Regions from separate parts of the Homo sapiens genome. Here region 2 is linked to region 1. A link is a contact called in ENCODE Hi-C or POLR2A ChIA-PET data. All regions are on one chromosome and are shown on one strand. Each heading gives the region's core, a stretch centred on a gene start or an enhancer-like site at or near the end of the contact. The rest is flanking DNA. Distances are from core to core; before and after follow the strand shown. Region 1 holds the start of SGCG (sarcoglycan gamma). Region 2 overlaps LINC00327 (long intergenic non-protein coding RNA 327).

Region 1 (6,353 bases), core at 2,124-4,623:
AAAAATTGTGTATAACTAAATTCTAACTCTGAAAAACATTCACACAATATTAAATTAAAATTTTAAGAAAAGGAAGTTATTTCAATGTATCAACTATACTGTGCTTCTAAATGCGTAAAGAAATTCTTGAGGTACACTTAAGTTTTTTATCAAACGTGGTATATATGTGTTTTTCCTATGGCCTGGCAGTTCATTTAAAAAGTTTCAGATGGCCTCAGGGCCATTTATTCACTTCCTTATTATCACCTTTGCTTTGAGATATGAATGGGATGATTTAAAGTGACTTTCAAATGTTGCCAAAATACAAACATTCAAATGCATTCCAGTATGGAGACAACACACTTATATTGTTTCACCAAGATTAACATTTTAGAGTATTTTATGTAGGCTGGGCATGGTGGCTCATGCCTGTAATCCCAGCACTTTGGGAGGCCGAGGCGGGTGGATCACGAGGTCAGCAGATCGAGACCATCCTGACTAACATGGTGAAACTCCGTCTCTACTAAAAATACAAAAATTAGCTGGGCATGGTGGCATATGCCTGTAATCCCAGCTACTAGGGAGGCTGAGGCAGAAGAATCACTTGAACCCGGGAGGTGAGTTTGCAGTGAGCCGAGATCATGCCACTGCACTCCAGCCTGGGCGATAGAGCGAGACTCTGTCTCAAAAAAAAATAAAAATAAAGGGAGAATATTTTATATAAAGTTTTCGTTACAATCAAAAATGTTGAAGAAAAGGAAGATTTTCATGGGAAAGGTAAACAGTCACTTGCCTTTCTTTCCTTCATAGACCTTACCACTAGGGATAGGCAGGCAGCCACCAGGAATGCCAGGAGGGCTATTTGTATCCTGGAATGCACACACCCCTTCTGAGCAGCCATGGCTGCGTGCAGAGAACGTTCTCCACAGAAACAGCAGAAATAGCCTCAGCCTGGAGTCTCCTGCCTGCTTAGGGCTCCTTTCTGGTACGCCTTCTTAGGGGACTGTGAGAAGCAGGTTCAAGTTCCTGACCAGTTACCGTCATTTTCCCGAGGTCTTCCTGACTTCCCCGCAGTGTGGGGTCAGGATAAGAGGGTGCATTGATGGGTGATGCCGATGGAAGCTACTATTTACTAAGAAGTCAGAAACTTTCTAATTGCCTTATATAGACTAAATTTGATACTTGTTAAAATGGTAGCTGCTACAATGCAACTCCTCTCACCTTACAAATGAAGAAACTGAGACATAGAAATTAAGTAATTCACACAAGGTCAAATGGCAGTCTGGCTCCATAGCCTAAACTTTTAATCATAGCCTCTTCATTGATGTTAGACTTTCCAGAGATGTTTCTCAAGTAAAATTAATTGAGCATTTTAAAAACAGAGTTAAAGAAGTCACGAAGGTGAAGCTAGGTTTTAAGGTACTCTTCACTGCCGCCTCCACTGCCCTTAATCCATTCTCCATGTCAACTGCAGTGATCCTTCCAAAGCACCCATGTGACTGGGCTGCTCTCCTTTTCTAGAGGTTCAAAGGTCTCACTGGTGCTTAGGATGAAGCACAAACGCCTTTGGGCACAGCAAGCCCTCCTGTCCCCATTCCTCAGTGGTCCTACCCACCAGTCATACTGAAGTCGAGCAGGCAGTGAGATTTTCACAGGTTCTGAGAAAAGTCTTGAGACCTTTACCATTCACAAATTACTAAATACTCCTGTACCAGTGTTCCCATAAAACTATCTACAGCATAACATATAAAATTAAAAATGAAGCTGGAATCCAAAATGGCCAAAGTAGCAAGTGATGGATCCTGCAATCCTCATGAGAACGTCGTAGAACTATCTGGCCCTGCAGTAGGTCTGGAGAAGAATAAAGCCAGACAGGTGCTATAGAGGCTGAGAGAAGGGGAGGGAGGGAGGGAGAGACAGGAAGGTGTCATGAAGGTCAAGGTGGGTTCTGAAGGAGCAGGAGAGTAGCAGAGTCATCCTCAGGACGCTGTAGTTTCTCCCCTCCCACTGGGAAACCACAGCCCTGGTGCCTCAAGCTGAGAAGACACAAGCGCTGTGATGAGCCACAGATTAGGGAGTGGAGGGAGATCCTCAGGCCCTATAAGTTATGCAAAACTGAACACATTGGGAACCCACTATAATTTACAACTATCATTTAATTTTTAATGCAATTTAATAACAACTTAGTTTAATGACTAGCAAGTACATTTTTTAAAGGACAATATGGAACAATTTCATTTTCCGCATTTTAACTGCAAGCTTAGCTGATATCTTTTGGACACCTGAATTTGTTAGTCTTTGGAATGCTATATCTAACTACATTGAAATGCTACTTTTCATTTGTCTTTGAAAGACAATCTGAAATGAATCCTAGAACCTATAAAACGAACCCCAACTTGTAGCATTACTTTTTAAATTCCACAAAGGTGCCTTTTTGTACCTACAAAATGTTTGCAAGAAAATAAGCAAAAAACAAACGGTGTATTCCGTAGTTCGTTTTTGTACTGGTCTGCTGGCAAATCTTTCAGTCAGCTGAGTTATATTTTTCCGTATTATTTTTTTCTAATCCTTCCTTTAAAAAAATTGTGTTTGCTAGTTGTCATGTATTAATTTAGAAAACGCAAAGAAAGAACTCATAACTTCAGTAAGCTGAAGCATTAGCACATGTGTACTTTTACCCCACTTATGTTTATTTTTTCATACATATTTTGAGCAGTATTTTATATTTTCCAGATTTAGGGAAAGAAACATTCTTCCCTTTTCACTCCAAAAATAGTGAAGGAGTCAGGTTGCTATTTTGCTCTTGTTTTGTTTATTTCCAACTTATAAAACCACTGGACTTTTGTTGTCATTCATTTTAGTTTATTTCTTAGTGTCTATAACAAAACTATCAAGAAAATCTAAAGCAAATGTAATTCTACCACTAAAGTTTAAGAGCAGAATTAGAAGTAGGTGATCTTAAAGATAATACTTTGTTTAAATTAACTACAGGATCCAATTCAATGCCCAATAATACAGAAATGCTACCTTTGGCATTCTACAAATTAAAAATGTTAGAAATATAGGATTATGCTAAAAATATGTAGCATATTTGTAGTCAGAATAACTTAGTTGAAATGAGAATTTCATTGATACTTGATATGTCATTATGTTGTGATACACCAATTTATTCAACATTATTTTAAATTTATTATTATGCCACCAAAGAAGAAAGAATATTAAGAAACCTCTTAAGCGTTTGGTTTTTAGGTAGTACTTTGTACTGATATAAAATCTAAGTTAAAACTGAGCACTTACCTTAGATATTAAGAAAAGCACACTGGCGAATGAACTACAGCTGGCCCGAGCTCTACCACAGACAGAATGTTTCAAACTTTTCTATGACTTACAGAATGAGAGCAAAGGATGAAGCTTCAGCAACTGTCCCTGGAGAAAGGGCTCTCACGAGTTTCGCCCTGTCTCATGTTTCATCCCCTCACATTAGCAACAGACGTGTCTAATTTTACTCAGTGACATAAACAGTTCATACCACACTTAAAATTTTTTGGGCACCAATTCCAGGACACAGCTCTTCGCATGCCAAAAACAAACCAAAACAAACAAACAAACAAGAAACCAAACTCTTCTTCTTACAAAACCAACTTTCCAACATTTAAACCCTAAAGCATGATAGTTTAATGTAATTATAACTTTCTTAAAAAAACTTTACCTCAAACAAACAGCAGAAAACTTCTAAGACTGGTTTCCATTAGAAACTAATGTTGATAAAATTTTACGAAAAATCTCTTCAAATTAACATGCAAGTTAGAACTTGTGACTATTACCTATATACTAGTCTCATCCAAATGAACGGCATATTACCATGTAACAGTGACTCTTTAAAAATCACTTTCCCTAAGCCTCTTTAAGTGAAAAACTTTTAACATCTGAGGAGAAAATCTTAAACAAAGATCACCATAATAGAAGGTAAACAAACTCTGCATGTTAAAATTATGACAGTTCTTTTCTAGTAAACTAACATTTCTATTGTGTTTAACAAATTATGTGAATGTAACAAATGTGACCTTAAATTGTCTTTATGTTTATTTAAGAGTAATTAGGTCATTCCATTTTATAAGGTGTAAAGACAACAGAATAAATATCGAACTTCTGAATAATTTTAATATTTTATTTTGCATTATTTTTATGTGACCTGGTTTGCAGCAGGATTAAAACTTACTAAATTATATACTTCATATTTGCATTTTAGTACTAAACCTTGAATATAAGAAGCAGTGCCTTAGTATACATGCACACAGAGATGGGAACAATCAGATACTGGGGCCTGCTTGAGGAAGGAGGGAGGGAGAAAGGTGGGGTTCGGAAAACTGTCTATCGGGTACTGGGCTTACTACCTGGGCGATGAAATTATTTGTACATCAAATCCTGGTGATATGCAATTTATCTGTGTAACAAACCTGCACATGTACCCCTCGAACCTGAAATAAAAAATGAAGAAAAAAAGGAGCAATGCAATAACAATGCATATGCTTCATTCTCATTTTATTTTCTTCTCAGGAGACTTTTCTCTTCATTCTGCTTATTTATACTCTACCATAATTTCTTTTGAAATTTGATACTTCTATCATACCAGCAGCTGCAGGCCTTAAATTACAAGCTGATACAGCTTCAAATAATCTTACATTTGTAAGACATTTTAAAACCTTTCATGAATTCTCTGCACATTAGTACTTCTACTTTGGGAATTCAGCTAGACATAAAATTATAGGACAACTATCAATTTTAAACAAAAATAATATATTAAACAATAATGATATGAAATGTATTTTTGTATGAGTGTATGTCTGAAAAGTCAAAGTCTGAAACTGCTAACTCAATATTCTGATTGAAATGTCATGCATGTAAAGGTTACAATTGAGATACCTCTTCATCAATCGTAAATTGGTTTTGTTGCAATGAACTTTTCAGTGTTTTGGGAACTGCTTTGTAAAAATGTTAGTCAGGTGATGTGTTTGATCCCCACTCATATTTACAGATTCATTTAATACTATCCACACCTATGTTTAGTAGGGCAGAAGAATCACATAAAGAAGCCTTTGATTTTATCAGTTAGTTGAAATTATTAAAGCAAGACCTTCAGTTTGTAATGTAGGCAGCTTAAGTTTGTAACTCACACACACACATTTTGAAATGTTCTCAAAGGAATCATAATACTTTAAAGCTCCAAGAGACCTTAAAGAAATCTAGTCTAACAGTCATTTAGGTGTAAAATAATTTGTTCCAGATTACAAAGCTAGTAAGCCTATGGGTAGAAGTGACTTTGAAAGTCCTTAGGCCTAATTTGGTGCTTGGGTGCTCCACTGTAAACGTGCTCCAACCATGGTCCTACGAACCTATGGGGACCTTTCTGGCTTCCCCCTCATTCTCCCTCTGCTTCCATTTTTGACTACTGCAGTCATCAGTTAGCGCTGACCTTTCTTCCTGACACCATCTCATCAAGCTCTTCCTTCAGTTTGGGCATTGATAACCCTGTTTCTGGCTTAAGTGGTTGGGTTCGGGGGATCACTTTCAGAACCAGTGAAAACAAGGAATTTCAGTAGTGATGTCGTCAGTTTTGGAGAAATCATTTCTATTTTGAGATGAAGTAAGAGGTGAGGTTATCTGTAGAGAGAGAATGTGGAAATAGGGGAATGAGAAAGTTCAACATTTGAAAATAACGGAGTATTTTAATGATTTGGGTTGTCAATTGACTAGTGAAACATATTAGGCCATGTCCAAGGCCCAAATGAAGTTATAAATATATGGATAGTAGTCTCATTTTAATAGTTCTCATGACGTTATAAGCTAACTGCAGTCATGGATTACTGTGACTAAATCCCTCAAAACTGCTCAGCCTTTCCTCCAATACAACACGCATTGTCTCCCCACAATTCCTCCAATACAACACCCACTGCTCTTTTGTCCATCTTTCCTTCCTCGGTTGACGATGCCATCCCCCAGAATGTCACAGAAGACAGACTTAGGGCTCTCCCTCACTCACCAGTCTACCAGTCACTAACTTCAGTGGATTCCCTCTGCAGAACCTCCTGCTCTGCTTGCCTTCCCTCCTTGCTCCTGCCTGACTTGGAGATTCACCTTCTCTGGCATCACCTATTGCTATAGCCAAGTACCTACTTCCTCTGCTTCCGGGAACTGCCAGCCCCCATCCTACACACCTAGGGACTGCCAGAGGAATGATGAGAACAGGTAATTCTGTCCATATCACTCCTTGGCCTAAAGCCCTTCATCAAGCCTCCAGGTGCAGGACCAAGTTCTTGACCTGACACACATGCCTTCAGTGATGGGCCCTGTTCATCTCTTCTGTGCCTTGTCCT
Region 2 (6,353 bases), core at 2,501-5,000, 310 kb before region 1:
GAGTAGCTATGACTACAGACGTGTACCACGATGCATGGCTAATTTTTTTAAGATTTTTTTTTAATAGAGATGGGGGTCTTGCTATGTTGCCCAGGCTGATCCCAGACTCCTGGCCTCAAACAATTTTCCCACCTTGGCCACATAAAGTGCTGGGATTACAGGCCGGAGTTGTCGTACCCAGCCACGTTCCACATTTTAGTTCTAAGGAAATGGAGGTACTGGAGCTGGAGTTTCGCTTCAACTCTATTACCAGCTCTTGGAAGTAGCTATTTCACGGGCACCTGGCAGTCAGTGTGAGCACAGAGGCTGCCTCCTGCCACTGGAGTATTGAAGTTCCTGCCATCTCTTTCAAGTTTGCTTTTATGTGTCTTCATGTAATAGCTTTGTTGTTAGTGTGCTTTAATAAGGAGGATGGATACTACTAATAGTCAATAGGTAGAATGCATGCTTCATCCTAGGCCCTTTTCTCACACTCTCTTGCATTTATCTCACTTAATCCCCACACAGACTTAAAAGCTTGGTGCTGTCATTATCCCCATATCACAGATGAGGAAACTTGCCCACAGTCCTGGGCTTAGTGACCGTGGAAGCTGGGATCAAACTTAGGTTGGCCCCATGGAACTTACCAACTTACTGACAGATTGCTGTTTTGATCCTTATGGCACCTCAAAAAACAGCCGGGAACAGCACAAGTTGTATCTGCCATGGTGAACAGAGGAAAGAGATTCTCCATCCCTCATACCTAATTCCACCGCAATCTCTCCTTTTATGTAGGAGAGATTGCTCCATTTATGTAAACCTTGCCATCAATGTTTACTTTATAAATCGGGCTTTCATTCTTTTGTTAAAAAAAAAAAAGTCCATACATCATTTCTCCTTTATTATGGGGTACATAACCCTAAAAGGATGAGATTTAAAAATCACCATCAAGTTTCATTAAATAAAAACATTTAGTGAGCAACCAGACTGCCCAAGAGGCTTGCAAGGATTTACATGCATTCCTTCACCAGTGACTTGATCCACTTGGAAGAGTTATTTTTATATCTACGTTACTGTTACTGCCATCTCTATTTCACATCCGCTGGAGAATACAGCTTTCCCAAAAGCCTGGGTTACAAGGTCAGAGAAATGGAACAAGTTCAAAATGTACAGCCTTAGAGACTATGTGAACACATATACCAAGACTTCATTTTTTTTTTTTGAGACGGAGTCTCGCTCTGTCGCCCAGGCTGGAGTGCAGTGGCGCAAGTTCAACTCACTGCAAGATCCACCTCCCAGGTTCACGCCATTCTCTTGCCTCAGCCTCCCGAGTAGCTGGGACTACAGGTGCCTGCCACCATGCCCGGCTAATTTTTTGTATTTTTAGTAGAGACTGGGTTTCACCATGTTAGCCAGGAGGGTCTCAATCTCCTGACCTCATGATCCACCCGCCTCGGCCTCCCAAAGTGCTGGGATTACGGGCATGAGCCGCTGCGCCCAGCCCCACCAAGCCCTCATTTTTGAAGTGAAATAAAGGAAAAGGCTTAAATAGCGTGAAAGCGAATGAAGTCATAATAAAACAGCTAATCTCTATTGAGAGCTTTCTCATAACCAAGGCTTTCCTAAGAGCTTTCCATGAATTAACTCATTTACTGTGTATAACAACCTTACTATTGACAGTCTGCCTTCAGATCCCAGCTTTGTGACCCAAGGCTTTGTGACTTGGAGCCACTTCACTTCTCTTGGCCTCAGTGCCTTCAATTATAAAATAGGAAAAATAATCATACCCGTTTCTTACCATATTTTATGTGTGCTCTCATTTAAGCTCATGGTAGTCCTGTGAGGTGCAGAGATGGAAGAGATGAAAGCTTGAAGGCTTGAGTTTCTGATAAAAGTTTAAAGGCCTGGAGTAACACCCCACAGCTAGGAAGTGGTGAGTCTAGTACCCCACCCTCACTGCACTTGAACCAGAGCGTGCACACTCCCAGCCACTAAGCATTCGCCTGAGTGGAGGCTGAAATGATCTGCTGTCTGCAGTAAGGCCACAGGAAATGCTCTTGGAACCTGGTCTCCATGAGATATCTATCAGGAACTTTTCACAACACCAGAAATGAAGGAAATTCTCATTTTTATTTTGATATATTATAAGCAAATATGTACGTTTTGGCACAATGAGAAATGTTTAGGAATTTTGACTAAAAAATTCTTTCTGGCAAGATTCTTTAGCCACTGAAATTTTAAGTGGTACTTACGGTTGTATGTATCTGACTCGCATCTGGGTGGCTACAACCAATTACCAACTACTGACAGCAAAAGAAAGACTTGCAAATATGATTTCACATCTGCATTTTTTATTTTATATTTAGCTCTTTGTCTTATCATGTTTGTCTAACTGTAGCTCTCTCTCTCTCACTGACAGGGTAATGTCTTTAAAATCTCACTACACAAAGTACTGGCTTTGTGAAAAGGCTCTGACCTATTTTGCCCTGCCTGGATTGGTTTTAACATCATGTAGATAGTAAGTAACAAACTCATTAAACCATTTCCATTCTTGTCTTAGGGGACAACGTGGTGCCCTCCCCTTTTACATGTTGCTTCTCTTATCAGCTTCACTGGCTTTGTCTACTAACCCCATGCCTGGGGAATTATAAGGAAGGGATTCGGGCACCGTGTTGTCTGCGGCATGAATCTTGCCAGGCTGTGGCTGTCACCAAGGTTATTGGACACTCCTCCCTGAGCAGGACCCACCTGGGAGGCATGCAGATGACAAGTGCCACTCAACCTTTTCCTCAGTGCCTGCTGGGCCCCGTGTGCATGTTCAGGTAATGAGAGGAACCTCGGAGCAAGTGGAGTAAGTGAGTGTGGTCACTCCAACAACAGACCAACCCATGAGAGGTCTGATTTCACGTTAAAATGGGAAATATTTGGTTGAATGGAATTGACGGAAAGGCAGGAATAGCCTTTCTCATTCCCTCATGGATAGAAAAAATGCACAAACCACGTTATCTGTTGGGTTGCATGGAATCGCTCTGACTGTTTTATTACCACCATTCACGTAGCATTTTATGTGAAAGGGAATGCTGGGCGCAGTGGCTTACGCCTGTAATCTCAGCACTTTGGGAGGCCGAGGTGGGTGGATCACCTGAGGTCAGGAGTTCAAGACTAGTCTGGCCAACATGTGGAAACCCTGTCCCTACCAAAAATAATAATAATAATAATAATAATAATAATAATAGTAATAAATTAGCCAGGCGTGGTGGCGGGAGCCTGTAATCCCAGCTACTGGGAGGCTGAGGCAGGAGAATTGCTTGAACTTGGGAGGTGGAGGTTGCTGTGAGCTGAGATTGCGCCACTGCACTCCAGCCTGGGCAACAGGGCACCACTCCGTCTCAAATAAATAAATAAATAAATAAGAAAAAAAGAAAGGGAATGCAGGTGTGAAAGCTTCCGATTCGTCACCTAGCAAAATTACACTGAAAAGTCCCCAAGCTCTTTGAACCAACTGCAAGGTCGTCAGCTTGTAGCCTCAAGTCCTCATGATCTATCCCATTACTTCATATCTCAAAAAGTCTTAATATGTGTTTTCCACAGTGATGGCCTCTCATTGGCCACCATGTCACTCTCACCTCAGGGTAAAGAGGTTGTGTCATGCGGCTTAAAACCTGGGCACATAGATGGTTACTTTGGCAGCGTTCTTATATAAACAGATGAAGACAGCTGATAACATTAGCAACTTCCTGTGTCATCTCGTTTTTCTCGGGCACTTGCTTCTCTGAGATTATTTATGTTTTCTGTATTAGTCCATGGCAACCGCTTAACACAGCTGCACCAAATGTCATTCCCAGAAAGATCAGTTGCTTAGTCTCCTTGCCTCCATTCTATTTTGGGAGTGGCATGGACTTTTGGCGATGCCCAGTTGAGCTCTTGTCCACATCAAGTTATGAGCGGTGGTTTGTAAGAGAGTTTGCCCCTTGGCCTTGGTCTTTAGGAGAAAAAATAAATTCTATTCATTTACTCACATGCCATCATTACTCATATTTAAATTCTAAAAGATTAAAAACAAGAAACATTTTTTTCTGCATTAAGAAATCTAAAGTTTTAAAAAATCTCTAATAATGAACTGAGGTAATACATGCATTGATAAACAAAATGGAAATAGTATAGAAAAACAGAACTGATAAACTGATAAAAACATAACTGATAAACAGCTGCCTCCATTTCACACTTCCTCACCCTAGCAACTCCTAGATCATCCCAGAAAACATTTCTACTTTTATTCCTGTTGGTTGCCTACAGAACTCTAAATAATATATTTTCACATCTCTTCTTTGACCTTTTTAAAAATTAGCCTTTTTTTTTTTTTGAGACAGAGTCTCATTCTGTCACCCAGGCTGGAGTGCAATGGCATGATCTCCGCTCACTGCAAGCTCTGCCTCCCGGGTTCACGCCATTCTCCTGCCTCAGCCTCCCAAGTAGCTGGGATTACAGGTGCCCGCCACCACACCCGGCTAATTTTTTGTATTTTTAGTAGAGACGGGGTTTCACCATGTTAGCCAGGATGGTCTTGATCTCCTGACCTTGTGATCCCCCCGCCTTGGCCTCCCAAAGTGCTGGGATTGCAGGCGTGAGCCACTGCGCCCAGCCTAAAAAATCAGCCTTTTTTTTAACACAGCTTTATTGATGGGTAATGTACATATCATAAAACTCACTAAATGTGTAATGAAATGAATTTTAGCAAAGTTACAGAGTTGTGCAAGCATCCCCACAGCCCAATTTTAGAACACACCTATCACTTCAGAAGATCCCTCTTGACCACTTGCAGTGATTTCACTCTTCAGTCCCAGCCACAGGAATTCCTAATTTCTTTACTGGTTCTATAGATTTGCCTATTGTAGACATTTCATAAAAATGGAAATAACCAATCAAATTCAGACAATATTTATTGACTTTCTGATACAAAAGATAAAGATTTATCTCGCTTATAGAACTGCCTTCCCTGTCTCTATTTTCCCCAATTTTTGGTAATTATATATTATTTTAAAAATTCCTATGTTGGCTTTTTTCTTTTTCAGACGGTCTCACTCTGTCACCCAGGCTAGGATGCAGTGGCGTGATCTCGGCTCACTGCAACCTCCGCCTCCCGGATTCAAGTGATTCTCCTGCCTCAGCCTCCCAAGTAGTTGGAACTACAGATGCACACCACTGCGCCCAGTCAATTTTTGTATTTTTAGTAGAGACGGGGTTTCACCATGTTGGCCAGGCTGGTCTTGAACTCCTGGCTTCAAGTGATCCGTCCGCCTCAGCCTCCCAAAGTGCTGGGATTACAGGCATGAGCCACCGCACCCAGCCTATGTTGGCTATTTTTGTCATTTTAAGCAATATATTCCTTCTATTTGTGTGCGTGTGTGTGTTGTTCCATAAGCCTCTGTCAACGTCTTTTGCCTCCCTTGCTCCATATAAAATGCCTTACATTCCTCCCTCTTTTCCCCTACCCTTATTCATGGAATAACTGTGAATCATTGTTAGGACTTTATTGTTATGAAAGCCAATAATCTTTTATCTTTTATTCTACAACTACAATTAAGTCTTACATGTCTGTAGGTTGATTCTAAAAGTAGAAAACTAGAGCAGCCTTTATGATTTTGTCTACATTGCTCAATGTAGAGCCAGGGCTGTGCCAGGATGCCATTTCCTTCCCTCCATGTCCTGTGCATCTGTCATGGTGCTCCTGGGGCGATGCTACTCACTTCATAGTTAAGCAGGCTCCCTTCCCACATCCTTCATCAAATGCTCCATGTCACAGTAAAATAAGGGTCACACGTGAGCCATTTCTTTATACCTTGTTTTAGATGATTTTTCCTCTAGTTTTAGATGATTTTTTTATCCTTCCTATTGGAAAAGGATAAAAAATCTTAGGAACTTCCATTGTGTCCTAAAATTTATCTGCCTTCCAATCACACTACCATGTGAAGTCCTTCTTCCCCAGAGTCCTTAATTGTTCTGAATTTAAGTGGATTTTCTCTGGGCTGAATGCACAAGCCTTCAGCCTGAGTCTTCTGTTCACTGGGTTCCTGGAGCCAGTGCTAATCTCCAAAATGTGTCCTTTCTTGGTTTCCATCTTCTTTGACTGGAGTATAACCTCCAGTAAACTCCTGGGGAGGGGAAGAAAGGTATGAGAGAGGTGAATTTCCAGTATCGCATCAAATGTATTATTTTCTCTTTCATCATTTATTGTTTGTCTACACCTATTATTGAACTTTCAAAATTGTTTTCCCTCTGAATTGGAGGGTATTGCTTCAATGTTTTCTAACATTTTGTGCTGCTGATAAGAAAACTCTGCTGCAGTCTAGCTCCTGCTCCTTAGCTGCTGGGCT

What was found. A loop is a pair of places that touch in the nucleus more often than their neighbours do. ChIA-PET counts read pairs that join two places held with the same protein, here RNA polymerase II (POLR2A).
Region 2: a loop to region 1 is called in a map of gastrocnemius medialis, with 6 times the contacts of the local background. The contact joins the enhancer-like site here to the promoter of SGCG in region 1. A Hi-C loop is called at or near these places in 1 of 168 maps with a recorded cell type or tissue (gastrocnemius medialis). POLR2A ChIA-PET finds 5 or more read pairs at or near these places in 1 of 52 experiments (CD4-positive, alpha-beta T cell).

What each region holds. Positions count from the first base shown.
Region 1 is chr13:23,177,999-23,184,351 of GRCh38, reverse strand. It overlaps SGCG (sarcoglycan gamma), which reads right to left and starts at 3,373. Exons shown (of 8, transcript NM_000231.3): 1 at 3,277-3,373.
Region 2 is chr13:23,486,013-23,492,365 of GRCh38, reverse strand. It overlaps LINC00327 (long intergenic non-protein coding RNA 327), which reads right to left. Exons shown (of 3, transcript NR_038995.1): 3 at 4,902-6,131. Among named protein-coding and RNA genes, the nearest start is that of LINC00327, 20 kb to the right of the region's middle. Within about 2 kb of position 3,750, at least 2 of the 41 ENCODE cell types and tissues checked have a DNase peak (open chromatin) inside an H3K27ac peak, as active enhancers do; they include gastrocnemius medialis, where a contact is called at or near this core.